Regions from separate parts of the Homo sapiens genome. Here regions 1 and 3 are each linked to region 2. A link is a loop called in an ENCODE intact Hi-C map of the cell type or tissue named here. Cell type or tissue: MCF 10A. All regions are shown on one strand. Each heading gives the region's core, and the rest is flanking DNA. Links, peaks and the distances in the headings are about the cores only.

Region 1 (10,424 bases), core at 1,447-9,446, 55 kb after region 2:
TAACATGGTGAAACTCTGTCTCTACTAAAAATGCAAAAAAAATTAGCTGGGCTTGGTGGTGGGCGCCTGTAGTCCCAGCTACTTGGGAGGCTGAGGCAGGAGAATGGCATGAACCCAGGAGGCGGAGCTTGCAGTGAGCTGAGATCGCGTCACTGCACTCCAGCCTGGGTGACAGAGTGAGACTCTGTCTCAAAAAACAAAAAAAGAAGAAAAAAAAGGAAACCTTAAAAGAAGCTGGAGAGGAAAAAAGATGCACTGCATAAAAAGTAACAAAGGTAAGAGTTACAGCAGACTCACCATCAGAAACCATACACATAGAAGATAATAGAACATTATGTTTTAAGTATTGAAAGAAACAAACTATCGACCTAGAATTCTATATCCAGGAAAAATGTAAGTAATGAATGAAGGTGAAATAAACAAAACAGACAAACAAAAGATGACATAATTTATTGCCAGCTACCTGAACTATAAGAAATGCTAAAAGAGGGTTTTCAAGAAGAAAGAAAATTATATTAGATTTAATCTACTGAAAGGAATGAATAGCACCAGTATGTGGTAAATATGGAATTAAATATAAATAACATTTTATTTCATTTTACAATCTTTTAAATAGTTGACAAACTAAAGCAAATATAGTAACAACATAATGTATGATTGTATCATAAGTAAAAGTAAAATAAATGACAAAAATTGCAGAGAAGACAGGAGAGGTGAGGGAACTATAACACTGTTAGGTTCTTACACTACACATAAAGTTATTTACTTAAAAGTATAATGTGATGAGTTAAAACTGTATATTGCAACTCTAGAGCAATCACTAAAATTATAAAACAAAGAACTGTGAGTAATAAATTCATAGTGGACATAGAACGAAACTATTTTTAAAATTTAATTAACCCAAAAGAAGACAGAAAAAGAAAGAAATAAGAACAAAGAACAGATATGACAAATAGAAAATAGCAAAGTGGTAGATTTAACCCAACTATACTGATAATTACATTAAATTTAAATGAGTCAAACTTTTTAGTCAACAGGAAGAACTCGTGAGAATGTATAAAAAAGCAAGACCCAATTATATGCTATCTATAAGAAACCTATCCTGTATATAGAAACTTTTGTAGGTCAAAAGTTAAAGGGTGAAAGACATCCTATACAAACACTAGTGAAAAGAAAGTTTAAATTACTACATTAGTACAGACATACAGACTTCAGAACCAGAATTTTAACCAGGAAAATGGAAGAATAGGTTATAGTTATAACAGAGTCAATTTATCATAAGGACATAATTTTTCTAAATGTATGCACATAACAACAGAACTTCAAAACACAGCATGCAAAAACTGGTAGAACTAAAAGAAGAACTACAGAAATCCACAATTATTGTTAGAGACTTCAACACTCTTCTCTCAGTAATTAATAAGCTATCTAGTTACACACACACACACACACAAATTTAGGCATATAGAAGAGATGAACAATAACATCCACAAACATGACCAATTAACATCTATAGAATACTCTACCCAACAGCAGTATAGTACCCATTTTTTATGCAGACATGTAAAAACATTCACCAGATAGACCATATTTTGAAACATTTATCAAATATTTTGAGAAAATTAAAAGCTTGTGTTCTCTGACTATTGCAGAATAAAAATGGAAACGAACAGCAAAGAGCTAGCTAGAAAGAGCCAAAATATTTTAAAACAAAAAATACAGTTCTAAATAACACGAGTAAAAGAAGAAATTAAAGAGAAAATCAGAATATATCTTTGAATGTATGAAAATGAAAGTGAATATATCACAATGTATTTGTGGGTAGAACTTTATAGAAAAGAAAGAAGCCTTAAATCTATTGTCTAAGTTTCTGTCTTAAGAAACCAGACAAAGAAGAAAACATTGAAGCCAAAATATCAGAAGAGTAAAACTAAAAAAGATGAGAACGGAAATAAGTTAGGTTGAAAACAGAACTTCAGCAGAGAAAAATTCAAGAATCATAAGCGGACCCTTTGAAAAGGTCAGTATGATTAATATGCCTCAGGGATTGAACTGTCAAATATGGTAGCGACTGGCCTGGCCACATGAAGCTATTGAGTTGTAGTCAGAATAAAGTAAAATATGCTGTAGGTATGAAGTACCTACAGCATTTTGAAAATTTCTAGAAAAAAATATGGGAGAAAATCTCTGTGTCCTTAGGGTAAGAAAGGTATCCTAGGACACAAAAAAGGCCAAACCACAAAATTTAAAAATTGATAAATTAGATATCCAAATTTTAAAAGTTTACTTTTCAAGCTTTTGCTCTTCCAAAGAAAATTTTAAGAAAATATAAAGGTAAACTGCAGAGGAGCAGGAATATTTGCAAAAAAAAAAAAAAATTGATAAAAGAGGTGAATCTAAAATATATTTTAAAATTTTTAATGGTTATTAGAAGATAACAGAAGACAACCCAGTTTTAAAATGGGCAAAATATTTGAAATTATTTCACCACATAAGGTATAGAGTACATATAAGCATATTATAAGTTGTTCAATATAACTAGTGAAGAGGAAAATGAAAATTAAAACCACAATGAGCTATCAGAATATACCCACTAGAGTGGCCAAATTTAAAAGACTGAAAACACAGAGCGCTGGTGAGGGTGTGGAGCAACTGAAACGCTCATACATTGCTGATAGGAACACAAAATGTTGCGGTCACTTGGGGAAACAATTTGGTAGTTTCCTATAAATTTAAGCGTATGCTTTTTAACACAACAAAACCATTCCACTTTGAGATTCACCCAAAAGAAAGGAAAACATGTATGTACACACAAAGACTTCTCATGAATGTTTTAAGTAACAGCTCTTCAGCCAAAAGTCCCCAGTAACATACCTAGAGCTAAACAAGCTGAGTTTATTACTCATTGCAGTGAGGGAGAGCAGATACCATGGGGAACCTTGGGTGTCTCAGTAAGAGGGCATTAGAAAGAAGAAGCTATTGCAGGATTTGGAGTTTGCTTGGATGATTTGTTGGGCAGGCTAAGGAAGTAGGAGTTGACTCTAGATTGGGGATCTCAGAAAGAGAAGGAAATTCTATGATTGGGTAATTCAATAAATCTTATCTAAGGGAGCATGCAGCTGCAATTAGTAAAGATGTAGGAGTTATTCATTTTAGCCAAGAGGGGATGTTTAGTATTTTGTGGATGGCACAATGACATTGTTTCTGTTTGTGCTTAGACAAAATTATGAGGTGGGCTTATGAAGTGGGTTTGTTTTTGCTTTGTTTTATCATGGTCTCAGAGTAACCATATCTGAGTTTAGATTTTGTGAGATTGTTTGCATCCAATAGGAAAATAATTCAACCTAGCTGTAAGCCTCAGGCCAGCTTTCAAATGTCAGAGGATAACTTTTTCTTTTTTCCTTTCAGTCAAAAACTGAAAACAATCCAAATGTTCATCAACTGGTGAATGTATAAACAAATTGTGATGTAGGTGGGAACTTTTGGGTATGTGAAAATGGTCTATGTCATGATTGTGTTGGTAGTTTTGATTACAAACATTTCTCAAACCTCATCAACTTGTATTCTTGAAGTTGGTGAGTTTTATTGTATGTAAATTTTATCTCTATAATCCTGATTTAAAACATATATATTTGCCCTCCTTTTAGGGTAAAAAATGGTTCAGTTCTTAGAAACATTCTAACCTATCTCTTGCTTCTAAAGGTGAGTAAAAACATGTCAATTCCTTCTAATTAGTTAACCTGCCCCAAGAGTAGAGAGAAGTTTTCTAATACAGAGGGGGACAAAGTTGGTTTCTTAGTGGATCCCCCCAGTCGTCAAGGGACACTTTACTACTTTTCTTTCCCCAGAATTGATCCTGTCAGTGGCCCCAGTATTCCAATTTTCATGGCCACAGCTCTGAGTATCCCAGATATGAATATCCTGGCTCTGATGAAATAAAGGTCAGCAAACAAAACACTGGGAAATTATCTCCCTTCTCTTGACTTCAGTTCTTACCCTAAACAAAGGGAGATGGGTGGATAACAAGGATTTTTCATGGTACTTCCAGCTCTAAAAGTGTACTATACAATGCTGCCTTAGATATTCAGTGTATATTGGTGTGTGCATGCATAAATATGTTGTTAATAATGTGGGTTGAACAAGAGAGAGGTGGACGCTACAGAGTTGACAGATTATTTCATCTAGTTAAAACAGCAGAAGTCTGAATGATTTATGGGAATTCTTCAGAGTGTATAATGCTTATTAATTTAATAAAAATGGTTATTGCTTATAATAATGGAAACTACTTAATAAAAATAAGATGGAAATATCCTTAAAGTAATAATTTGATTTCAGCTCTGATTCTTCTCATGTTAACTTCTCTGGCCAAAACTCAGTTTCTAACACTAGTGCTACCATTTGACTCCACCAGAGGGGTCTACTCTGAGCCCCACAGTTTAGCAGGCTCCTCTCTGTCCTACTCTTCCAACTGCTCTCCACTCCATGGAATGAAAAGTCCATGGGCAGAAAGGACATGCCTACCCAGTGACTGTGGTTTCCCTCCCACCTCATCCATCTAGACCACACTCAGAGTACCTAGACCCCACAATCCCCTGCCCAATCAGCTTGGAGTTCACTGCCAGCAGCTAGGTAGGTTTTCTCCCAGGTCTTTCTGTTTTCCCATGCCTCAGATTGAGGGGAAGAAAGAGGTTTAGTGATGAAGATTGGACACAGCTTGATTATACAGACTGTGGCCTTCACATGCATGCTCACTGAGGCCCTTGTGATGCAACTCACAGACAGCAGTGGGAAGAAAAAGAAGGGTCATAGGTCAGGGACCAGGTGTCCCCATGTCCCCATGCTACCACGTTCAGCAACAGAATTCTGAGGAGTCTAAGAGTTCTGCATGCACACTGGGGAGTAAGGCTGTTATAAATGTCAATGTAGACATTTAGAACATAACTTATTTAACAGTTAGTTGGTTTGATTTAAAATGTTTAAATAGGTAGACATATGGAATATGAGCCTCCATTTGGTACTTTTGCCTTGGGGTTCTGTAACCATTAGGAGCAGGCCTGTTCAGAACCAGTAGACAGGTTGAGGGTGTTTACTTGCTATAGGCAATGTACCTCAGCCTGGGCTTACATAGAAATGTCTGAAGTGCACCATCTCTGTGCCATTGACTCCCTTCCTGTTATTGAATGCAAGAATTTAGACCATGATTTTCAATGCTCTGAGTCCCTTCTATTTATCATTCCACTTAATTTAAAACAAAATAAGTGGAAGGATTCTCATTATAAACTCTGATTAGTGGTATATTTAATATATACTGACCTTAATTTTCTACCACAGAGATTAGTTTAGGAGAAAGCCAAGTCTAGCATGAAAAGATTGGGGAAGGGAGGTGTTTTCAAATGAGTTCAAAAAAAAAAAAAAAAAAACCATTAAAAGTAATTTTGAGCTGTACCAGTTAAATTGCTAGCCAGGAAAGGGGGCAAATAAGTCAAACAGAAAACAAGCAGATAATGAAGTACTTGGAGAATTTATAGGATACAACATTTACCAGAAATAGAAAAAATACATAGGTAAAAAAATAAAAGCAAGGCCTATTCAGCTTCGTAAGGCCAGCTTTGATTAGTTCTCAGGCTTTCCACTGGAGAGAGAGAAAGGGGTGTGTGTGTGTGTGTTTGCACGTGTGCACACGCAGGCGTGTGTAAGGATGAAAAGGGCACGGGGGGAAAAGTCCCTGCAAACAGCTCCTTGTTGTTTGCAGAAAGTAACCTGACCCATCAGGTTATCCCCCGTGGTGGTCATATTTTCATCTAGCTCCCTTATTGGGAAACAAAATATATCTCACAAGACATTCTCAGCCTCCCTAGAACTTCTGGTGTCATCAATTTGCCTTCAGAGTCCTGCAGGGTTAAGAAGAAAGTGTGGAAGTCTTGCTACAGCAGAGAGATTTAATGATTAACTGTGGGGTTGACAGGTGTCCAGAACACCCAGTAATCTTGACATTTTGATGTCAAAATAAACTTACTGGAAGCAGGTATGTGGGTTTAAAAGACATGTCCATATGGTGTCTGCTTATTTCACATGAGGAGTCATTTTTATGATCTATAGTGCGTTTCCAAAATACTTAAGCCATGACTCAGAGACCCACTCAGACTGGGCAGACCAGTGCCAGTAGCCCACAGGCTGGGAGCAGGTCCCTGGCTGGGCTAGATCAGGGAGGACAGGCAGAAAGCCTTTAAGTGCTGCAAGATCCTGTGTTCTACCGGCCTCATGGGGCATTTAAAAAACATGACACATCTCATTAAAATCAACTTTAATTTGGTGGATATAAGATTTTGCGAATGCTATTAATCCACTCAACCACTGAGTGTAATACAGTGGGAAAGCACCAGGCAGGGATCAGGAGACTTGGCCCCATCCAGCTGAGTAGGTCACTTGCCTTCCCCACCCCGGCCACCTACCTAGGGCTAACTTTAGATGACACTGAGGCATGCCCCAGGAATTGAAAAATGAGGGAAACAAGAACAGTTGTTGAAAATGATTAATTTCACACAAAGTATATCAGAGTAGAAATCTTTAAAATGGTCTGAAAGGGAGTCTAATTTCCTGGATAGTGTCCATTTAAAAGATGAGCAATGAAAATATAGAACACAGGGAAACAGAGCCGTCCATCTGAGTACTGCTCAGTGGAGAAAGCGCTCTGAAGGGTTAATGGGGGTTTGAGGCACCTGGCAGGTGGACCCCTGTGTAGGGAGGCGCTGGGCAATATTAAACCTGGAAGACCCACAGACACTTCCTCCTGAGGCTAAGCTCCACAAGAACCCTCCTAATTACTAGTTGGCTTCTCATGTAGCTTATCTAGAGGAAGAAATTATGTTGGCCAGAAAATGCAAGTGTAGTGTCACCTTGGAAGTTCTAGCTGAAATTGTGCGCTAGGCTGGGTGTGGTGGCTCACACCTGTAATTCCAGCACTTTGGGAGGTCAAGGCAGGCAGATCACCTAAGGTCAGGAGTTCAAGACCAGCATGGCCAATATGGTGGAACCCCCTCTCTACTAAAAATACAAAAATTAGCCAGGCGTGGTGGCACACGCCCATATTCCCAGCCACTAAGGAGGCTGAGGCAGGAGAATTGTTTAAGCCTGGGCGTTGGAGGTTTCAGTGAGCAGAGATTGCGCCACTGCACTCCAGCCTGGGTGACTGAGTGAGACTCCAACTCACAAAAAAAAAAAAAAAATTAAAAAATTGTGTGCTAATAAAAATGTTAGTCTCTTGTAAATTTTTTCTGACTTTACCATTTACTAGCTGGTGTCCTTGGGCATGTTACTTTCCTCTAAATCTCAGATTCCTCATCTATACAAGGGAAAATACAACCTCACCATTCTCCTGGGTTTGCTGTGAGAGCTTAGTGATTAAAGCATGTATTTAGCACAGTGCTGGGCACATAGTATTGTCCAATAAATGTCAGCTAGTACTGTCACTGTGTTCTTTTCCCTTCCTCTTTTCTCTTCTGCCTGCTTCTTATCTTTCCACCCATGTACGCTCCACCTGTCTACTCACTCATCTACCCAGCCCAGCCAGCCAGCTAACCATTCAAGTAAATTTAGCAGTCATTTACCATCCAGTAAAATGTTTTAGGGACCAGGGAATGGGCTAGACACTGAAGCTTCAAAGATAAATTATACATAGTTCATTTCCCCAAGGGCTCACTCTCTTCCAAACACTGGAGGCTGCCATCCTCTAATATAAAGAACATGTAATAGGTGCAGCTGTATTGAACACTTTGATGTTATTATCGATGGTGAGTATCAGTCTCCCTGGTGAACTCTAGGATACAGATAAAATTGAGTCTCTGAACCTGTAAAGCTGAGGGATGATCTCCAAACCTTAATGAATCAGCAGTCTTATTAAGCCTTTTAGAAGCCAGGCCTCTCGTGGTGACATTCCTCTGTATTTCCTTTTACTATGATTCCTCCGTGACAACTTCTACACTATGCATTATGATTCAAAATGTTTGCACATGACAAAATCTGGCTTTAGTAGAATATTTGATGTTGGTACCATAACCCTTTAGGCCAGACTGTCCAAGTCCTATGGATAACATATTTCCAAATGTCTATTATTCCCCTTATGTAAGTTTTCCCTTAACACTATTTTCATCCCTGCCATCCCTGGCCCCCTGCCCAGGAGATTAGAAACCATAACACAGCATCTATTCACTATAAGGTGCTGTTGGGACTGAGAGCATTTGCCTTCCTGCAACGATATTAACAAACTCAAAAGTCCTTGAAGAAAAATGTTTCAGTGGTCACCACCTTTACTCGTGTTTCCACCTAGACTCTCTGAAAGACAGGGTGGGAAGAGTTTTCCACAACTATAAATGGATTTGAAAACTCAGTGAAGAAAATTATCTGTCTCTATGGAGAGCCAGGGTGACATGACAGATAATTAGCAGGACGACCTGTTTCTCTGAGATGGGAAGCTTAGCCATATCAAGGACTTAAAGCCCCCAGTCCTTCTTATATCCCCTAGTGAATTCATTCTCTGCAAACAACCAGCTCTGCCAACTGATAGTGACTTTCACCTTGAATCCTTCAAAGTCACCTTTCTTTGAAAATCCCTTCACTATGACACAGAATAATAATAGCTTTGCTAACTTGGCTGCAGTTCATAGGATATGTTGGGTTGGAAGTGAGTTGAAACCCAGAAGAACTGACCTGTCCAACAGGATCAAGCCTTGAATATGGATGTGCCTCATATACTGTCTTTCTTCAAGGGCAATTACTCATTTTCTCCTTTAGAGTATAGAGCCTGAGCAACTAGAGAGTTTTCCTGATATATATTTAAGTGGATAGAGAGTTTAGGGCAAAGTGGGAGAAATGCTTCTCCACTGGTATATTATGCTGAAATATTTTTTGTTGATGTGCAGTGGTGCTTTGTGTAAGAGGAAAAGAGAAATATGTGCTGAACAGGGCAATGGCTTAACAAAGGGGCAAGTTACCCAATCTATTTCCTGAGACCTGGGCTGATGGCTACTGAATTTCAAGGGTGTTATTACTTGTAATCCACAAATGCTCCCCTTGACTAGCCTTAGGGGCCTGTTTTTAAAATAAGCCTCTCAGAGTAAATTGGCATAAGTAGAAAATTTGCCCTTAACTTTCCTTCCCAGTAGGCAGTAATTTCACTTAAATTTCCCATAGTTTTTACTTACATATTAACCAGTTATCAGGCTCGAGGAGGAGGAAAAAGCTTCCAGAGAACTTCACAGGAGAGGCCCAGGGTAAAGGAGAACCAGGAGATCCACCAGAATGGAGAAGCTTGAGAGGACAAGCCCCTGCCACCGAAGAGCTGCCACTGATTCCGAAAACTGAATTTAAGCTGATTCTCTTGAGCAGTTCCCAATCCTTTTTCCTTACTGTTCAGTCTTGTTCCAGAAGTAGCAGACAAGAGAGTGCCAGTGTGTCCTTTCCTATCTCAGTATGCTTTAGGACATCTCACTTCATCAAAATAGCATAGGCCTCATGTAGCTCAGAGGGCTGAAACTGGCATGCGGCAAATCAGGTGAAGAATTGGTGCCATTCAGGTGTCTGCTTGATGCCCAAGCCATAAACATAGAGGGTTTCATCTCCGCCAGGCACAGCCTATAAATAGGGCTGGCTATCTCTTTCCTCCCTATCTCTCCACCTTAGTTTTCTTCTGACTCTTTTTTCCCAATAACAGTAATAATAGCTAACATTTACTGAACACAGTTCATGTTAAATGTGTGCTGAGCACCCGACTTACTACTTCATTTAATATACCCAAATCCTATAAATGCTATCATTTTCATCATCATCATCGTTATCATTAAGAGGTTTACGGACTTGCATAATTACATGGAAGAGTTAGGGTTTGAATCCAGGTAGTTTGATTCAACGTTCACATATTTTACCATCTCACCAGTTCACCTTAGCTCTATGTAGAATGTTGAGTCATGAGAAAAAGGGAGCAGTTTAATTATTCTGGAAGATGTAGGTTTGTTTAAAGCATCGGGTTTTGTGGTAATAAGCTAGAGGAAAGTCAACTGAATTGCAGCATGAAAAATGTAGGTTAGCAATAAAGAAGAACTTCTTGAAGGCAAAGAATATTTAAAATTGCCATTCCATTATCTTTTTGGATCGGTATAAGTCATGAGAAACAACATTAATACATATGTTTTCAGAGTTGTTTAGGTAGTCACTCCTAAAGCAGAAAATCAATCACCGGCACTTTCCAGACACATTAGATTATTGGTGAATGAATTTCTGGTATTAGTGTTTCCGGCTCTGTCCTTTCACAGCACACGCAGGGAAGTACTCCCTTAGCCCATTAGTCTGCCACTTTTTCTCATTCATCTCTGTGCTTTTGGTTGACTGAGAATTCTTAACAAATAGAATGGCTTCCCCTAACTGCCAGT
Region 2 (10,424 bases), core at 1,129-9,128:
TCTGTCACTTAACAGCAATTGGATCTTGAACCAATTGTTTAACTTCCACAGCCTTAAGGTTTTAAACCATGTAATGGGGATAGTACTTCCCTTTCAGGGTTATTGTGTGGAATATATAAAATAGTAACAGCAAATAAAAGTAAGCAGTCATATTGCATGCCAGGAACATTCTGAACACTCTACATTTACTGATTCAATTAATACTTACAACAACTGTATGAGGTAGTGTACTATTATCTCCCCTTTAAAGATAAGAAAACTGAGGTATGTAGAGGTTAAGTAATTTGATCAAGTTTATTCAATCAGTAAACAACAGAGCTGAGCTCAGGCATTTTGAGTCCAGAATCTATGCCCCAAATTGCTTTGTATAGGACCAAGGAAGAGGTCAAGAAACAATAGTCATTATTTTGCTGCTGCTGCGGTTGTTATAAGGCCAAATCCATGTGATTTGAGGACACTAAAATAGTACCGTGCCTCCAAGTGATTAATTTTATGGTTAGGGGTAGATTAAAACACAGGGGCTAATATTTTAAAATATTTGTTCAGCATTTACATAGAGGAAAATCTGCATGCTGGACTGGACAGTATGGAGAAGTTAAACCAAAGACAGCACTCAATGTGTTTTCCTATTGTCCAGGACAATTCAGCCCTGGTTGCAAACTTGAGAAATCCGCCAAGCAAAAAAAAGTTCTGTCGTCATGTGCATCCCTTCTTAGAGGTTGTGTGTCAACTGTCTATTGTTCATGTCTACGCTCATTCCAGGCGTCTTGTCATCTTTCTTCCAAACACATTTGATACTATCCCAGACAAGTATTCTGTTAAATGCCACTTATGCATCTGGTAACATTTGTAGGAGTGTGACAGTGTGCCTGATACACTTGTTGCCTGGGTAGCTGCCTAGCTGGCCTGCTCCTTAGTACATGCTGAAGTTGATCCCCAACCTAGGCCTCCAGGTAAAGTCTGAATTCATCTAAACAGTGGAAGAGGAAGGACAGCACTCAAATCCTGCCGCACCCTATACACACAGCACATTAGGTGCCAGCAACTATCTCCAGTGAGGGCAGATAATTTGTCAGATTATATCGAACACAGAGTTAAAAGTTGGGGTATTGAGTGGGGAAGTGCAGAGGAAAAGATGGAAGATTGAGGCAACTAAGCTGGAAAGTCCTAAACATCAGCAATTTTTCTTTTTTTAACAATCTGAAAATTTTTGGCCGAGGAGCTAGAAGCCTTTATTTCATATCTCTTTCAGAGTTTAAAAATCTTCACATCTACCCATTCCATTTGCCCAAAGAAAAGGATGCTTTAAGTGACTAAATGACAAGAGACTGCTTATGTTCCTTCTTAGGGCCTGGAAGTAACAATGCCAGGGCTGTCAGCAAAGCCTAAATGAGTCCATCTTTCCTAACATGGACTTGCGGCAATTCTGTCATGGTAGTTTACATGTGTGTGATTGGATTGACTACAAGGTTTGAATCATGTCTCTCAGTGAATGAGGATTCAACCTAAAATATGAAACCATTGTAAACTAAACAGACCATAAATTAAAAATTTTACTTACAGGCATTTAGAAATTAATTCTCATGTGCTCAAGTATTTTCATGTTTATGCTACATTATGTGATAAAAACCTATTTTTACTAACCTATTTGGCTTATTAGCAGCAATTTTCTATTAATGAACACCAAGCTGGATATTCCTTGGAGGCAAAGAGTGCACTGGATTCTCTCTATCCCAAGGTACAGACACATAGTAGATACTCATAGTAGATACTTAAATGTTTATTGGATAATAGGAGGAATTATTGTCTTTTCTTTTGTATGCAATATATTTTCAAGCGGTTAAGTTGTAATCCTTATAAAATATTGCTATTCAGATTTTCCATGACATCATATTTTACTTTAAGCTGTACTCTACCCTGCCAATATTTTCAAACAGTAAACTTTCATAGAATTTACACAACTACTTCAAAACTTAGCAATTAAATTCACTTTTATTTCTGTAATAAGAGAATATAGACTTAAAGAATTTGATGAATAAAGTCATAAGGATCCCTCCTCCAATTGATTCCATTATTGGCATTTTATAGGTAAGCTGGGTATCTTCAGGTGTGTTTCTTCCCCATGGAATTGTTTGCCCTGTGGCACTGCAAGCCTGGCACTCATTGCTCTTTAGCAAAGGGTTAAAGCAGCCATTTGTTCTCAGAGCATTTTGTTTTCCCCAAGATTTCCATTACTGCTATAAATTTTTCAGCGTGGCTTTTATGTAAATGCAGCAAGAAAGGCAAGACAGAAAAATTTATTTGTAAGCTTTAGGGGGAAAAATGAGGAATCTGAAACTGTTTATTGAAAATAAATGAATATGGAATGTAGAATGGAGGCCAAAGAAGAAATGAATATTTTGTCTAAGTACCACTTGAACAAAACCCCAGAGTAGGAGGTGGAGGCTAACATGGACTGTTTCTGGGGCAACCAAGCATACTTTTGGCTGCAGACAGGCCAAGGTCAAAATCCAAAGTCTTACTCAAAGAAGCCGTAGATCCCACTGAAAGCCAAATCCTGGGCTGGTGGTCAGAAAACTCTGAATTGGTGTGTGTCCTGAAGCAGGTCATTTGATGTCCTCGATCTGTCATAGAAACATTTCCATACCCCACCCACACTTCTGATAGGATGCTATTTTCAGTACTCCCTTGAAAGCTGAAAGTGGGTATTATTCATATCTGTATACTCAAAAACTTCACACATAGGCAGTCATTAATTCATTATGTTACATGGAAGAATTTGAGAACCTTTAAGTATGAAGTGCTTTGTCAGTACTCCGCTTTTGAATATAGGTTATATTATCATTCAGGTATGGCGACATCAACAGATCGGGAGATGACTACCAGTGGAAAGAGTTTGCTACTCACAGATCCCAAAGAAGGCGCATGCCACATTAAGGGGTAGGGACAGGTGGGGAAGGAGACATACAGGAAGGCACCAAGGTAGCTCAGGAGGCAGAGGGAATGAAGGGAAAACGTGGGCAAAAGCCTTTATTGTGGTTTCCGTGGGAAGAAATATGTGAGGCAGGATAAGGATGCTTAGGATTGGCCCATCTGAATAATTTTAATAGGTTCTGGGGAAGAAGGACTGTTCCTGTTAGTCTGGTATCTGGCCCCAGGGTGATTAGAACAGAGATAGTAGCCAGGAATGTGAGAGCCTAATAGAATAGAGGTGACTGGATTAAAGTCATGGGTTACAGAACAGTCCCTCCAGGACCAGCAAGTCCCCAAGATGTCAAAGCATAAGAAAACAAAAAGGAAGATTAATATACTTTGCATATACTCTTTTTAGGTAAACATCAAACCTATTTTACTGTATATTTTTATAGGACAAAAGTAAGGCTCAACATGATTTGAAACTGAGCCGTGGTTACATGGTAGTTGGAAGGACCAAAATTGACAACTAGGTTTCTATAAATCCAAAGGGCATGTCTTCTAGTTCTGACATGCTGCCTTCTATGTCTACTGTTTCCAGTTTGGATTGCAATATACCTCTCCTAGCTACAGGCACATAGCTAACACACACACACACACACAGACACATTCACACACACATACTCATTCACATATCAGTCTAGAATTTCTAGACTGGCAAGATAGTTCTGACAATAACCCAAACTTTAGATTCATATGGTGGAAGGGAGATTTGTATGGGAATGAGGATATTTAGCAATTAATTCTGTTTGTCACCCATATGTTGTGGACCTTGAAAGGTCATTTGGCCCACGAAGGCTGAGCACAATCCTTTCTATATAGTAGATAGTCAAATACTCTCCAAATTGACTTAGGTCTTAGTTTCCTTCCCAGTAACAGGAAGAAATTAAAATAGATATGTTTCAAGGTGATTTATATTATTAAAAATAATAATCCTCTGATATGTTACAATGCCTGAAAAACCTAATATTTTACCTGAAAGAAGACTCAACCAAAAATTATATTATCCCTGCTAGCTTATCCCCCTTCCCTGCTTATAGATCAGCAAGATTGGGTAAGCTTGGTTTCATCAGGCCAGAGTTTATGACTAAATGTGTGAGACATCCTGGGCTGTTAGGAATGAGTCACTTGGGCAGGTGGGCAGCCCGGGTGCAATCTCACCAGGAGCCCCAAAGCCTGCTTCTGTAAGAAACACTGCTACACATGCGATTACAGGAAGTAATTTGGCACTGAGCAGCCCTATTGAGTCATCACTCTTGTTCTTATACGAGACTCGATATTTCCTCTTTTTAATTAAAAAAAGAAACATGCTGGCATTCCATAAATAACATCAGTGATGCAAAAAAAGGCAAGGCACAAAGGAAGGAGAAACTGGAAGAGCCTAACCTTAGCCAGGCTTCGTCTTCCTTAAACTGTCTCCTCTGTCCTCAGCTCAGCAACACCCACAGATCACTGCTGCTGGACAGCGTCTACCCCTGCCCTTGTGGGAGCTAAAGGGATGAAGGGAGGACAAAAAAGGGGGGGACTTCTTTCAAATCTTGTGCTAATGGAAATAGAAAGAAAAAACCATTGATCATTTGAATTGGAACTTGCACTGTCTCTGTGTTACATCTTTAGGATGAGTTTGGAGACAGAGCAAAGGTTAGGAAGTGAGAAGTTGACTTTGGACTTTTTTTTTTTTTTTTTTTTTTGAGACGGAGTCTCACTCTGTCACCCAGGCTGGAGTGCAGTGGCATGATCACGGCTCACTGCAAGCTCCACCTCCTGGGTTCATGCTATTCTCCTGCTTCAGTCTCCCAAGTAGCTGGGACTACAGGTGCCCACCACCATGCCTGGCTATTTTTTTTTTTTTTTTTTTTTTTGTATTTTTAGTAGAGATGGGGTTTCACCGTGTTAGCCAGGATGGTCTCCATCTCCTGACCTCGTGATCCACCCACCTCGGCCTCCCAAAGTGCTGGGATTACAGGCATGAGCCACCGCGCCCAGCTGACTTTGGACATTTTTATTGCTGTTGAAGAGTCAATGGGGCACAATCCAGTGTAAAAAATCCCAGAGTTTTATCCTAACTTTGCCATTGTTTTTCCTTTATGACCTTGGGCCAAAACCTTCACCACTCTGAGCTTTGATTTTTATATGCATTATACAAAAGGCTAATCCTGAGTCATTCCTTTGCTCATTCTACAGTCACTCTTATGTCTTTGACTGTGTGCAAAGCACGGGGCTAAAAGTTTCCTTTAGGGAACTCAGGGTCTTGAGGGGATGGGGTACAGTCTATGAGACTTTGTGCACTTTCCTAATGTCCTAGTGAATTACTCACTCGAAAGAGGCTGTATGATTCGGAATCCCTTCCAGATTTCTTGGTCTGGGATCTGTGAGGGAGGTGACTTTGTTAATTCTCTTGGGCTCCCAGCAATGTTTTGAAATAGCAATTCATTAGATCATCTAATCTTTTAAAGTAATGAAACCTTTCTAACAATAGACTCATATGTACAATTCCAATACATAAATCCGTCAGTAATAAAGCTGCTTTGGCTGAAACTGAGGCAGAAGGTGTGGAGCTTCTTGCTTGAGCTGTCTCTGGAACACCTTCCTCTTAATCCTTTGGCACTGTAGAATACAATTTTAAAACCATTGCTTTATTACCTTTCAAAGAAATTTTCAAGTGAACAAAGTTCTCCAAAATAAATAGAGCCTTGGCACCTGAAGAAGGATGAGTTTGAGCAACATACATGGTTCTCAGCCCTTGCCCTACCTTTTGTTTCTCTGGTGTATTGGTGGAGGCCCATGTCATGTGTGAACTGATTCACAGGACCTCAAGACAAGCCAAGGGCCTAAGAACCAAATGGTAGAGGTTCAGCAGGAAAGTTGTCTCTGTGCCATGGGCAGGAGAGGCCCCATTCTGCCAGCTTAATCCTCAACTCCCACATGGTAAGAGCAAAGCAACAAAATGAAGTCTGCCTTGGTTTTATTGAGAAAATGGCCCAGGAGACATATAATAGAGATAGGTCGGAGGTATGAGAACAAACCATTTCCTACACTCTGATTTCTTTGAGGGAAAGATCCATGCCAACTGTATAATTGTTCCTAGAGAGGTATATGTAGTAAATGGAGACAATATGTATTATTGATGGGATAAATGAGTTAATTAATAATACATGTACTCTGTTTCAAAAATATTATAGAAAAATCAACGAATTTGGATGGTATCCATCCACAAGGTTAGAAAAAAAAAAAACGTTCTCAGCAAACTATCGCAAGGACAAAAAAACCAAACACCGCATGTTCTCACTCATAGATGGCAATTAAACAACGAGAACACTTGGACACAGGAAGGGGAACATCACACACTGGGGCCTGTCGTGGGGTGGGGGGAGGGGGGAGGGAAAGCATTAGGAGATATACCTAATGTAAATGACGAGTTTATGGGTGCAGCACACCAACATGGCACATGTATACATACGTAACAAACCTGCACATTGTGCACATGTACCCTAGAACTTAAAGTATAACTAAAAAAAAAAAAAAAGAAAAAAGAAAAAAAAACAATGTATTGTAAAATTATAAATTTGGGGCCATGACATATTGATCTTTAAATGCCAACATCTAGCATAGAGTCTAGCACATAATAGGCTATTTTAGACCAGTTAGGCTGGTGTGGTGGTCTTTAATGATACTCTAAATGCACAGTAAGATTGTACTTTCTGTCCTTGATTGGGGTCATATGACCAAATCTGTCCAATGAGTTGTGGGTGAGGAATGACGTGTGTGACTCTCAGGCTGATTGTGCAATGGCTGATGTAAGACTCTCCAGGACTCTTTTCTCTGTATCAGACTGACCAGTAATAATGCAGACGGTGGCTGCTCCATTAGTCTGGGTCCCAGAGAGAGGGTAACAAAGTGGGTACATAGTGGAGAAGATTCCTCAGACAACCTTCAATGATCAAGTAATATGAGTAAGAAACATTTGTGGTTTAAACCGCTGGGTTTTTAAGAAACCACATTATAACCTAGCTTATCCTAATTGATATAGCTAGGCTACAATAATAAATCGATCCAAGCACTTAATTGCTTAGTAAAATAGAAGTTTAATTTCTGCTCACTAACTGTTCCATGTTGGTAGGTGGGAGTTGAGGGCACACTGGTCTATAGTTACTCATGATCCAGGAGGATGGCCACTTTGCCATATTAAACGGTTTTCAAGGTCACTCAGTGGGCTTCCCCATTTCAGTTATATCATTTTACAGTCTAGTCACGTGACTACACCTAATCGCAGAGAAGGTGGAAAAACATATAGCTGTGCCCAGGAGGAGGAAGTTGATTTTGGTAAACAGCAGTATTTCCCACATAGGGATTCAATAAGTACTTGTTGAACAGAATAAATGAACATACATAAATGCAAACGAAAGGCTAGGTTGCTAAGGGCTTTTTGAGTTTACAGACCACTGAATCATTTTATCTAAGCAGACATGTACAAAACCATTCATGGCACTACAAAACCCTTCACAGCCTCTATTCTCTAACCTAGTGTATAAGTTTCTACTTTTTTGAACCCAATCTATACTTCATGACTGTCATATGCCTAGAGTGATATTCAAAATAGTTAACTTATATGACATGGGCTCTGTCCTGTCAGAACAGATTTTGCCCAGTGAATAAGAATGGATCCCAATTGTAAATACTGGTAGAGTAGTCATATTAGGTGAACGTGAGATCTGCCTCTCGCCACAATGACCACGTTGTCCAAACCAAAGATCAGGTCAGAACATGTAGTCTATCAAGTGTCAAGGTTGAAATATTAAATCATATAAATATTCAATTCATTATATTAAAATATATATTTACATAAAATTCAAACTGTCCAAAAATATCCAGGATGAATGGCCGTCATGTTCATACAGGAAATTGGAATCCTTGTACTTCCCCAGCACATAGCATATAAACAAAAGGTATAAACAAGAGGCTATGGAGGGAGGTAATCAGAAAAGATTTCAGAGGATGGGTGGCATTTGAGCTAATTTGGAAAGGTAAGCCATATTTTGACAGTCAGAGATGGTAATGGTAGAAAGGACTTTCTAAACAGAAATGCCAGCATATGAGACGTTTTGATTTTGCCTTTCTTGTGGCATTTATTCTGGTGTATTTTATATTCAACTTTTGTGACGATTTGTCTTATCCTCCCTGCTAGATTGTGAGATCCTTAAGGGCAGAGGAGAACTTCATTCTCTGCATCTCTTCTGCTTTCTGCAATGATCTATGAATCATAGGTATCTACTAAGCATCTATTGGCTATATAATAAAAGGTAGAATCATTCAACAGGGAATGAAGTAAAGTTAAAATACGGTAGCACAGTTTTAGCAAAAGAAAAGCCTTATTTAAGAATTCTGTACCTTCAGAAGTCAACCTTAGAGATCCATGCAGTTGAGGCAGAAAATAGCCACTGTCCCAGGTCCTTCCTTCCCACTGCTTGTATCTACCCCCTATCTTTGAGCTGTTTGTCAGTTTCTATCAGGCTTGCTCCCATGGGCACCGTCTTCCTCAGACGCTGGTTTACCTTATTTGTCTCCTGGTCAACCTCACTCACTTTCTCTATTCTCTACAAACTCTAGGCCTCCCTGCTTTACCTTTTCCTCTCCTTGGCCTCCTTTTTCCTGTCCTTTCTACTGATCAATGCATTTCTGGTCATACTGGCAGCTGGATCCACTCTTCATCCAGCTGGGTCCAGCTATCTCATTCTTGTGGTGTTTCTGAACAAATAAATTAGAACTTGGGAAAAGAGAATTAAAGGATGCAATTATTTCTACTTTCAAAAAGCCTTTGACTAAATTATATACTAAGTGATATTTTTTTCCTAACAACGTCACAGAATTAAAGAGATATTTTTTCTTCGTAGCTAGGGAACTGGCATCGATCCAGGAATGAAAGGATTAAAATAAATGGGCATGCTATGACAGAATGCTAAGAGTAGGATCACCAAGATATTAGATTCTTGATCACTGATATTTAAAGTTTTGGCCAATGAAGAACAAGAGGGAATATCCAGTTAAATTTTCAAGTTTGCAGATAACAGAGAATTTATCCACATGGGAAGAGAAAACTCCTGCGATGTACTTCCAAAAAACATCAGGAGAAACCAAGTGGAGGTAAAGAGGTGCAGGTCTATTTTGACATGAACAAGAATAAAGCGATGACTTAAGAGAAAAAAAAAATCTACCTATACTCAAAGGACACAAAGCTCTTAGTGATCATGAGAACTTGATAAGAGGATTTAGAAGACATTGTAATCATTCCCTGAAGAAAGCCTATGACCTTTAGGGGCAAGAAGATATTGAAATAAGACAGAAAACATTGCTGCACCCTTGTACAAGCCATAAATATTCCACTCTTGGAATCCTGGATTCAGCTGGGGCTGCCTAACCTGTCCTCATTTTATAAACAATGAAGTAACACTGCAAAGCTCCAGAGAAAACAACAAAAATTATCAACAGGATGCAATATATGAAAATGAATCAGGAAGATTAGAACCACGTGGAAAGAAAAAAATGTCGAGAGGGGATGTGTTTTGAATCCTTTAAAAGACTAGAGTTTAAAAGATGGTGTCATATAAAGTATCTATCAACTGTAAAGTGTATACATGTGAAGCATGACCTACTGAATCTTAAAAATATAAAACTGAAACCAGTATCAGTGTTTGTCAATATTTGATTTTTCATTATTTCATTCTCCTGAAGAGTTATTGAGCACCTACTATATGCCAAGCATTCAACTCGGCTCTCAGAATACCTAGATAAATAGGATGTGGTTCTGCCCTTGATGGGAAATTTAATCAAAGAGAGAAAACTACAGAAAACTAGGCATGATTGCATTATTTGAAGCATGTCCTAATGAGAGAAAAGGGTCACTGGACTTCACAGTGGAAGTGACATTTGATCTGGGATTTGAAGAATGAATACAATTATGTCATCAGGCAAAGTGGAAAATAATATTTCAGATACAGAAAAAGAGCATTAAAAATATACGGAGATATGAAAACAGGTGGTCTATTAAGAGATATGTGAGGGACTAAATGGGAATTAGCAAGTTGGGCTCCATCCCAGGTGAGAAGAGCCTTTGAAAGCAACACCAAGAGGTTTACGAGTGGCTGAGTCATTTGAGCTTTTAAGGATTGAAATAACACAATCAGATTGGCATTTCAGAAATGTAGCTCAACATTTGTTACCCTATGGGAGTAATGCAGCCTAGAAAATATCTATGTTCAAAAATGTCTTCATGAATTAATAAATAATAGAAAATTAGAAGAATTCATGGGAGACCCCAACTCTTTCTGAGGCCAACAACACTAGAATGCTAGGGCAGAATAACAAATGGCTTTATCCTTGCCAACCACCAGTCAGGACCTGAGCAATTCGGAGTGTGCAGTTTTCCACATCACTTGATCATCTAGAATAAAGCC
Region 3 (10,424 bases), core at 1,183-9,182, 63 kb before region 2:
TTGTGCTCAAAAATACCTATGTGAACAAATAGGAAGCAATAAAATGGGGCTCTGTAGCCAATCCATAGTTGGTGATGTAATAATCGCCTTTGTAAATTCACAGATTCTTGTATTTGGACAAACAATTGTTTGACCATGGGAAGATACACTCCCAACATGTAGGTGGCCTCATCAGAAGGTAAAAACTGAAGAAAAAAATCATTCAAACTCCCATATACTAGATCTTTCTCATTTAATCTTGAGGTTTCCATGTTGAGAGGAGTGAAAGGAGATTTCTGTACCCATTAGCCAAGATTGTCTGAAACAAATCCCAGGAAGATGTTTTGAAAGAAGAATACATAAGCCTTATGACTCAGTTCTCAGTAGCTTCTTCAGTATCTTTCTTTTAAAATATCATTTTAAAGTCTTGCATTATAGCACTAAAAAAGCTAAAAGAATGCTAAAATTGCACTAAATCCAACCACGCCAGTAAGTACAGCTATTTCCATTTATTCCTATTAGGAACTTGTGCATTCAAAAACATAATTTTATATCATTTAAACCATAGTATAGGTACAATTAGATTGTTTAACCTAAAATTACACAATAAATATTTTCTGTGTTACAAAATAAGCCTCAAATCTATGATTTTAATGGCTGCATAATATAGTATTATAGTGCATGATATTGTCATCTATTTAACCATTCCTATACTGTTCAAATTGTTTCCAATTTCTCAGTATTGAAAACAATGCTAAAATGAAGACTCTTCATGTCCACAGCTTTTTCCTTCTTTAAGACTATTTTCTTAGGTTATATTGCCAGAAGTATGATTATAGAGTCAATTTCATATATTACAGAGTTTTTGATTCCAACTGATGTATTTCTTTCTAAAAATATCCTACTATTATAATATTGCTGTCTTCTGAGTGTATGTAAAACTTTCACCAAGATCTCACTGTTACTGTTACTGTGCAGAATTCCTATTTGGAAGCCCTAAACCCCAATGTGATAGTATTTGGAAATGAGGCCTTTGAGAGGTAATTAGGTTTCGATGAGGTCATGAGGATTGGGTCCCTATAGTGGGATTAGTGCCCTTACTTCTAAAAATAAAAAAAAATAAAAATAAAAGACTCCAAACAGCTTGCTTCTCTGTCTCCAACATGTGAAGATACAATGAGCAGAGAGCCATCTGCAAGCCAGCAAGACAGCCCTCACCAGAAAGAGAATCTGCTGCCACCATGATCTTGGACTTCCAAGACTCCAGAACTGTGATAAACAAATATCTGTTGTTAAGCCACCTGGTCTATGGCATTTTATTACAGCAGCCTGAGCTGACTAATATGCATTATATTTTCTGTTTTCAAATCTGGTTGGTATAAAACCTTATTCCCTTTTCATTATTTGACTGACCCATTTGAACTCTAATCACATATTTACCTGTTACTTCAATTTATATATAACGTTTCAATGTCTCTATTTGTAAGTGCAATTGAAAGTTGACAGAGGCTTCCGTGGGGATAAAATGAACAGTGGTACAAACTGGCCTTTATGGATAGAGATAGTATCTGTGAAGTGGGGGAGCAGGAGCGGGACAAAGGATTTAACTTATATTTTCTTACCTTATTAATTCATAATTTTTGAGCATCTGCAATGTGGTAGGTATTGTAGTAGGTGCATAGAAACAGAACAGCAGAGAAAAATAGGTTTCCTGCTCTCACATACCTTACAATATAGTGAGGGAATCAAATAAGAAAAAAAGGAAATTATAATACCACATGAGAAGTTTGTGTTGAAAATAAGTTCAGGGACTAAGGAAGCACAGTGAGGGAGGGGCCAAATCAGGTATTAAAAGGGAAAGGAAGGCATTCAGTTAGAGGTGACATCAAAATGGAAACTGGGCAAGCTAAAGTTGGAAAGATGAAGAGGAAAGCAGGGTGTGGTGGCTTACACCTGTAATTTTACCTACTCAGGAAGCTGAGGTGAGAGAAACCCTTGAGCCCAGGAGTTTGAGACCAGCCTGAGCAACATAGCAAGACCCCATCTCTAAAAACATATATACATACATACATACAACATAATAAATAAAACTAGCCAGGTGTGGTGGCACATGCCTGTAGTCCCAGCTACTAGGGAGGCTGAGGTGGAAGGCTTGAGTCCAGGAGTTTGAGGCTTCAGTGAGCCATGATCATGCCACTGCACTCAGACTGGGTGACAGGATGAGACCCTATCTCTAAAAAGTAAGAAAGAAAGATGAAACAGGAGCATGGAAGAAGACAGGATATAATGGGGGGACTAGAGAGAGTTCTAAGTAGAGGCAGATAACATGGGCAAATGCTCAGAAGCAAAAGAGAGCTAGCCTAAGTATGGAAAGGAATACCATAATATGGCTTACCAGAGCTTCCAGCAATCAAATATGGGTGAGATGATTCCCAGATCCTTTATCCCACTCCCGCCCCACACCCTCATGGATGCCATCTCTATCTGTAGAGGCCAAACTGCACCACTGTTCATTTTATCCCTACATAGCAACCTCTGCCAATTTTCAATTGCACTTGCAAATGGAGAAATTGAAAACCTGTGTTGCTTCTGGGTTGATATGGAGTGATAAGCCGGGAGCATCTGACTGGGCATGTTTTTCTTCATGTGTTGGAACAGAAAAGAATCTGCATAGATAGGCAGCATACAACAAATCACAAACCCAGCAGTGACTATAAAAGCATGGTCTTTCTTGTGTCTCCACCCCAGGCAAGCCTGCTCAATTCATTTCTTCAGACATCACTCCGAAATTGCCAGAGTGGTTTCCCACTGACAGACTTCATCGCTGTACTGCACATCTCTTCACTACAAATGGGGAGATGAGACAGAGACAAAAAGAGAAATGGATTTACTGTGCTGGGGAAGTTAAGCACACACTGGGTTGGAATTTCATTTCCACTGAATTAGAAGCTCTGGCTCAGCACGGATGACACAGTGATGCTCCTTTAATAACACAAAATAAATAAAACATGGAAAAGGTTTTCCAGTTTGTTTTGGGGGATGTTCATGCACACATTCTCTGCCTCTCTCTCTCCAGGAACATTGGACACTCTCTTATTGCCTTTGTGCTACTTCAAAGCTGCAAAGATTGACCTTAGCCTTAAATAAAGTCAGAAAATGCTTGAATCCCTGGGGAAACAACCCATAAAGCCTCAACAAATCCATCATTTTATCAAGTCCCAAGACCTGGGGAGAACAGACAACGCATCAAGCTTATAGCACCTTGGGTTGGGTGATCCTTGGGACACATCTGCTCTGTGAGACTAGAGATGTGCCTGAGAGAGGACAGGTAAGTCCTGTCTGAGCAGCATTCTCCTGCGGGCCCAGCACAGCTTCAGGAGCTCCTATGCAGGTCAAGGGTTGTTGTGGTGGTGTGGCCTGGCAAAAATTACAATGTAATTTCTAATCCTGCCCTTTGCTCATTCCAGCCCCAGGGAGGTCACCATTTTTCAGGTGTTCTCACCTTATCTCAAGCTCATTCCCCAACTAGCAAAGGGATTTTGAAAGGCATTGTAAAATACAGTGACTTTCTGGGTTTGGGGTGTTATTTTTTTGCTTTAACATAAGATATCTTTTAAATACTGTATATGTGTTACTGATAGAAGGGTGTTTTATGTAAGGTACTCCTTAAAAACCCAATATTCAACAACTTTCACCAAGAGGTGTACCACTATCACTTACCAACTTTGAGGCACTGCCTCCTTTAACCATTTTCTGACCTTATTTTCTCCCGATATGATTGACCAGGTATTTTGCTGTACTCAACAAGTCCTTTTTTTTTTAAATAGCACTATAACCCTTTCTTGAATTGATCCATTTACATGTCTAACTTTCCTACTAAACTATAAACTACTTGTGGCTGGTTGCATTTTCCAACAATGACCATGAAAGTATCTCTTATTATTCTACAGTGTGACCTGACACACCTTCCATTAAGAGATAGGATCTATGTCCTCTTCCTTGGACTCTAGCTGGGCTTGTGACTTGCATGTAACCAATACAACGCAGTGGAGTGATTCTGTATGACTTCTAAGAAAAAGTCAGAAAAGATTATACAACTTTCTTACAGTTAGGACATCCTCCTTTGGAATCACATAGGAAGTTCGACTACTGCATGGCCACCATGCAGCGAGGAAGCCCAAGCACATAAGAGGCCACATGAATGCTGACAAACAGCCCCAGCTGATGTCCCAGCCCACTGAGTTAATCTACTGCCAGAAATATGACTGCCAATTATACCTTCACATGGTGTTAGCTCTCAGCCATCTGGTCACCCCCAGCCTTGAGTTTTGTCAGCTGAGGCCAGACATTGTAAAGGAGAGCCACACTATCCTCACCATACCCTCTCTGAATTCCTGATCCACAGAATCTGTGAGCAAAATGTATAAAGCATGGCACTTTAAGGAGGTTCATTATAAAGCACTAGTTAACTAGAATACTACCAAGATAGAAACTATACCATCTATGTTTGTATTCTTAAAGTAAGGGTTCAATAAATGTTGATTGTATGAATGAATGCATATTGTTAAACAAACAAAAAAGCATGTGCAATCATGAACCCAGATGTTACATGTGCTAAGAGTAAACCTCACAACAAAGAACATCTTCTACAATGTTAAGCCTTAGGGGAACTGGGAATAAAAGCTAAAATATTATTAGAACTTATCAAACAAATCTGCCTGCTGCTGGTCAGAAATAGGCCTTGCTTTAGGGTGATACATATTTGCAGCTTCAAAAGAATGTTCTTTGTTGATATTTAATAATGTATAGATTCCTCACTTTGCAGTTTATCTTATGGTTTCTTTAATTTGGGTTGGGATTGCAAAGGAGCAGAGTGAAAATCAGGTATGATACATTTCTCATCTCTCTTGGATACATTCCCAGAGGTTCAGACTGAAATGACTCAAGGTCTTTTTCTATAAAAACAATTTTGAAACAGATCACTAACTCTTTGGTATTCACTGATTGAACAATAAAAATATAAGTTTTCTTTTAAAGGGTGAGAGGGATAAAGGAAGAGAAGAAAGAAAGAGATCCAGTTAATCACATTAGTTTCTGAACACATCCCTGTGAAGTGATAGGAATTGAGGACAAAGGAGAGAAACAAAAATGAAAAAAAACACAACTGCCACAAGCAGTTAGGACTACGGTTTTGTTTTGTATTGTTTAAATTTTTTTTCTCATTCCCTTTACCCTGGGCTAATTAGACACTGGACTGCATCTAGTGAGAATGGGCTAGGAGACTTTTGTACTTGGGATTCTGAGTTGGACCACTGCTCCTATGTAAACTTCTGTAACTGGGGCTATGGATTCTGTGATGTTGGGGAACTAGTCTGCTAGGTAGAACAAAGGTTTTATTTGCTGCATGGCAGTTTCATTAAATAAATCATACATTCATGCAGGCAAAGGAAATTAACAAGAAACTTTGCCTAGGAGGTTAGACATATTCTGCCGCACTTCAAATAAACTGGAGTGCACTTTGCAATTCAGAAGATGTATATATGCTGGAATGTGCAAAGGCAACACTATTTTATTTACACATATATATAGTGATAGCTGTATACAAATATTTGTGTACATATATGCATATGCATACAAATTTAATCTTTATGTGTATATACATTTTTAATCTTCTTTACAATGGAGAGCTAAAAAAAATCTGTATTTCTTATGCTTGCAACACACCACAAGCCTGTGAATCATCTTTGTTCCTTTAACAGTCATCTAAGTGATGATGGGAGTTGTATGTGGTACTAGGAAGGCAAGGAAAACAAAACATGAATCCTGTTCTTGGGCACCTCAATTCTAATTGGATAATGGAGAACACTCAAGCTGGCCTTAAGGCAAATTGTAAATGGCCTTAAGGCGATATATCCCGTGATATCAGAATTGCAGTTAACTCAGGAAGCATTTTATTAAGCACCTATTATTGCCAGTACTGGGCTTAATGTTGGAATTACAAAAAGGATTAACAAAAGCCCTTCCCTCCAATACATTATAATACAAAAAAGGGAAATAGAAATGCAAACAAATAATTGTAATCCAGTGGGAGATGTGCAAGAATAGAAATTTGCATAACATGGAAGTCAGCATGCAGGAGGAAGGGATTAACTTTGACTGGAGTGTAAAAGAAGAGAAAGAGATGGCTGAAGGCATAGGAAAGCCTCAGTAGACAGTGACATTGAAGCTGGGTTTTGAAGAATAAATGGAAGGTTCCAGGGGGAAATCATTAGTGAGATATTTCATGTGGAGAAAGCAGGATATGAAGTGATATAGTGATACTATTTTACATAGCATGCTTTGTTCAGAGAACTTCAAATATTGTTCATCATTGCTGGAGTGAAAACAACGCGTGAATATGGCACAGGTTGAAGGCAAAGAGAATAAAGGAGAAAAGAAAATGAAGTGAAGTAAGTGGGAAAAAGGGCTGGAGAAGTAGGGAGGAAGGAAGCCATACATTCTTCTGAATGTAAATAGATGAATGGTAAAGCAGTGGATGAAGAATGTTGACTGTGATACCCATTGATACGGTTTGGCTCTGTGTTCCCAAACAAATCTCATGTCAAATGATAATTCCCGTGTGTCGAGGGAGGGACCTGTAATCCCCATATGTTGAGGGAGGGAGGTGACTGGATAATGGGGGCAGGTTCCCCCATGCTGTTCTCATGATAGTCAGTGAATTCGTACAAGATGTGATAATTTTATAAGGGTTTGGAAGTTTCTCCTTTGTTCTTTCCTGCTGCCTTGTGAAGCAGGTGCCTGCTTCCCCTTCTGCCATGACTGTAAGTTTCCTGAGGCCTTCCCAACCATGCCGAACTGTGAGTCAAGCTTCTTTCCTTTATAAACGACCCAGTCTTAGGGAAGCCCTTTGTAGCAGTGTGAAAACAGACTAATGCATCCATAAACAATCTTTCTCCCTCACCTTCAGGTAGCAAGGAGTTGGAATGCATCGCTAAGAGTTTGAAAACCAGTAACTCTAGAAGAGTGAGAAGCAGCAAGATGTTTATCCTGAAGAAGAAATGATTTAGTTCAACAACGTTGCTGTCTTCAAATATTTTCAGAAGAGCAATTAGATTTATTTCAGGCACCTTTAGAGGGCCGGACTAAGAATAATGAGTGAGAAGGAAGTCAAACGTACTTTGACTCCATAAAAGGCAGAACTTTCTAACAGTCAGAGCTGTCCAAAGATTTTCTGGGCTATGTTGAAAGTTGGTAAGCATCCTATAGCTGAAGTGTTCAAGCAGAGGCATGCATGTTCCAACTGTCAGGGATGTCGTCGAGGCAATTACTACTTTGAGAACATGTCACCTTTTTTCCCTAAGGTTACTTCCATGTCCAAGATTCCATGATGAAGGTCACAAACACAAATATATTTAAATATACTTAAGGATAACATGAATAAGTAAAGTGTTCACATGAGAAAATAGGGAGTTCAAGAGGTTGTGGCTAACTGTACACAGTATATAATAATGTTCACATTTCTTTAAAAAAAATAAAAGAAACTATATAGAAGTCAGACAAAACCAGTCTGTGGACCTAATTTGACCTGCTGGCCTTCAATTTGTACTTTCTATTTTACAAGTCTTGAGGTCTAGGTTCTGGTCTAAGTTCTGTGACTCATTGGCTTTCTATAATCCTTGATCCTAGGCCAGTTCTCCCATTGTAGATCAGTTTCCTCATCTCTTCCATGAGGGCCATAGATAATCTTTGAGTCAGGCCTCAGCTCTGATTTTTCTCCCTGCTGCAGGCAAAAGCAGATATCCAGGAGGACAGAATACAAGCTTGGTAGGCAGGAAGCGTTACTCTTGTGTGTGTCTTTACTGTTTAAAGTGTACTGTTTACTTACAGAGCTTTGTGTCAGAATGAATAGAGATGAGATCTTTGTAAGTATGGACTATGTCTTAATCATCTTTCTTGTTCCTTTATTCTATTTTTACTATTAAAAGTATAGTAAAATATACAGACAATAATCAACCCATGTACCTCCCACCAGAATATATTGTCATATGTGCATTATCTTTATATAATAAATATTAAATATGTGACTAAATCCTGGTATGTCTCTGAAGTCTTATTCACTTCCCTCCCTCTCCAGAAGCAACCATTGTTAAGTAAGTTTATGCCCTAGACTCACGTATTTCTACTTTGAGTACCATAAACAACACATAGTATTTTTTATGCTCTAATAACTTAAATAAATGGTGTAATATTCCACATATGTATAAGGACTACATAGTACTTCTTTCATTCAATAGTACAATCTTAGAGATCCATCCAATTTGATGCATACAAATTTAACTCATTAATTTTAATTGCTAAAGAGCATTATATCCTACTAATACATTGCAATTTATTTTTTTTGCTCCCTACACTCTTTCCGGTTCTCTATTTATAGTTCAAAATCACATTGAATATCCTTATACATGTTTCCTTTGCATGTGACTATATCTGGAAGGTGAAATTTCTGAGTCATCAGGTACATGCTGTGCCAATTTTACTAGATGCAGCCAACTTGTTTCCAAAGTGTGTGTACCAATCTATACTCCCTTCAGCAGGATATATGAATCCCCCTTTTTTGTCAAATCTGGTCAACATTTGGTATTTCTTAGACTTTTAAAAATTTGCCCATCTGATGGTTGAGAAACCTCACTGAGGTTTTAAATTGCATTTCCCTGATTAGTGAGGTTGAGCATATTTTCATATTTATTGGCAGTTCTGGCTTTCTCTTCCATGAATAACCTGCTGAAATCTTTTGCCTTCTGTTCAATTGAATGATCTGTCTTTTTCTTTTCTCTCTCTCTTTTTTTTGGAGTTACACTCTGGAGCCAATCATCATGAGTTCCCATTATAAATGTGCCGCTTTATAGCTATGTGTACTTGGCGATGTGACTTAACCTCACCATGGCTCACTTTCTTCAGCTCTAAAATGGAAAAAAAAAAGTAGTATCTCATAGGATTATTGTGGCAGTTAAGAGAGTTAATACATATTAACCTGTTAGAAGAGATCCTGGCATATAGTAACTGCTTAATAAAGGTTAGCTATTATTATCATCCTCAAGGAGGAAAAGTGTTCTTTATGTATTCCAGACTGATTCTTTGTCTATTAAGTATGTTACAAAAAATCTTCTTGTCTTTTAGGTTTGTAAACTTTTGTCATGCATGTATTTGAAATTTTAGTGTAAATTTATCAATTTTCTTTATAATTTGTTCTTTTTTCTATGTAAACATATTTTTCTTCACAGGATCATAAAGTTGTGCTCCTGTTTTAACTTTTACAACTTTTTTTTTAATTTAAGCCTTTATCTACCTTTGTTTTTATATAGAGGTAATTCTCTAATTTTCTTTTCATACAGATAAATTTTTTGGATTTTTGGGGGTTTTTTTGTTTGTTTGTTTTGTTTTTGTTTTTGTTTTTGTTTTTTTGAGATAGAGTCTCGCTCAGTCACTCAGGCTGAAATGTAGTGGTGCAGTCTTGGCTCACTGCAACCTCTGCCTCCCAGGTTCAAGTTATTCTCCTGTCTCAGCCTTCCAAGCAGCTAGGACTACAAGATAGAGCCACCATACCCAGAAAATTTTTATATTTTTAATAGAGATGAGGTTTTACCATGTTAGCCAGGCTCATCTTGAACTCCTGGCCTCAAGTGATCTGCCCACATCAGCTTCCCAAAGTGCTGGGATTACAGGCGTGAGCCACCACACCTGGTCTCATACAGATAACTATTTAAATAAATTTTGATTTGTGAAGCCACTTCTCTCATAAATCAAGTTCCCATATACCCCAGGGTCTATTCCTGAGCTCTTAAGTCTATCTAATTAACATATTTTTAACCCTGTAAAATACCACACTGTTTTAATTACTACAGCTTTAAATCAGTTCTTGAAATTCAGGAGAATAACTCCTCTTAGTTCTTGTTCTTTACTGTCCTGCCTATTCTTGAACATTTACTCATAAACAGGAATTTTAAAATAAGTCCATCATGGCTGGGCATGGTGGCTCACACCTGTAATCCCAGCACTTTGGGAGGCTGAGGCAAGAGGATCACTTGAGACCAGGAGCTTGAGGCCAGCCTGGCCAACGTGGTGAAACCCCATCTCTACTTAAAAATAGAAAAATTAGCTGAGCATGGTGGCACCTGCCTGTAATCCCATCTACTTGGGTGGCTGAGGCACGAGAATTACTTGAGCCTAGGAGGCAGAGGTTGCAGTGAGCTGAGATCGTGCCCCTGCACTCTAGCCTGGGTGATAGAGAGAGAGACTCTGTCTCTAAATAAATAAATAAATAAAATAAATCCATCAAATCCATGGAAAATAATTTCATTGGGATTTTTACTGGAATTACATTGAATTTATAGATCAATGTGGGAAATAATTTATAGCATATATTCATGATGTTGAACTTGCATATC

The links. Peaks named below come from ENCODE experiments on the same cell type or tissue, not always from the same donor. Only the 100,000 strongest peaks of a DNase experiment are listed, where the experiment ranks them.
Region 1: it touches region 2 in a loop (2.9-fold over the local background); 2 of 110 quality-filtered maps call a loop at or near these places.
Region 3: it touches region 2 in a loop (6-fold over the local background); 2 of 110 quality-filtered maps call a loop at or near these places.

What each region holds. Positions count from the first base shown.
Region 1 is chr1:209,090,160-209,100,583 of GRCh38, forward strand. The region is part of intron 1 of LOC107985255 (a long non-coding RNA gene); the gene reads right to left. Among named protein-coding and RNA genes, the nearest start is that of LINC01774, 120 kb to the left of the region's middle. In MCF 10A, for the core only: a CTCF peak has its summit at 4,445; a DNase peak (open chromatin) is centred at 6,132.
Region 2 is chr1:209,035,386-209,045,809 of GRCh38, forward strand. All of the region lies in intron 1 of LOC107985255 (a long non-coding RNA gene), which reads right to left. Among named protein-coding and RNA genes, the nearest start is that of LINC01774, 68 kb to the left of the region's middle. In MCF 10A, for the core only: no CTCF peak of the experiment used is centred there; DNase peaks (open chromatin) are centred at 4,136 and 6,736.
Region 3 is chr1:208,972,309-208,982,732 of GRCh38, forward strand. LINC01774 (long intergenic non-protein coding RNA 1774) reads left to right here and starts at 146. Exons shown (of 2, transcript NR_146915.1): 1 at 146-468; 2 at 2,728-2,999. The region is part of intron 1 of LOC107985255 (a long non-coding RNA gene); the gene reads right to left. In MCF 10A, for the core only: no CTCF peak of the experiment used is centred there; DNase peaks (open chromatin) are centred at 4,903, 5,753, 7,673 and 8,503.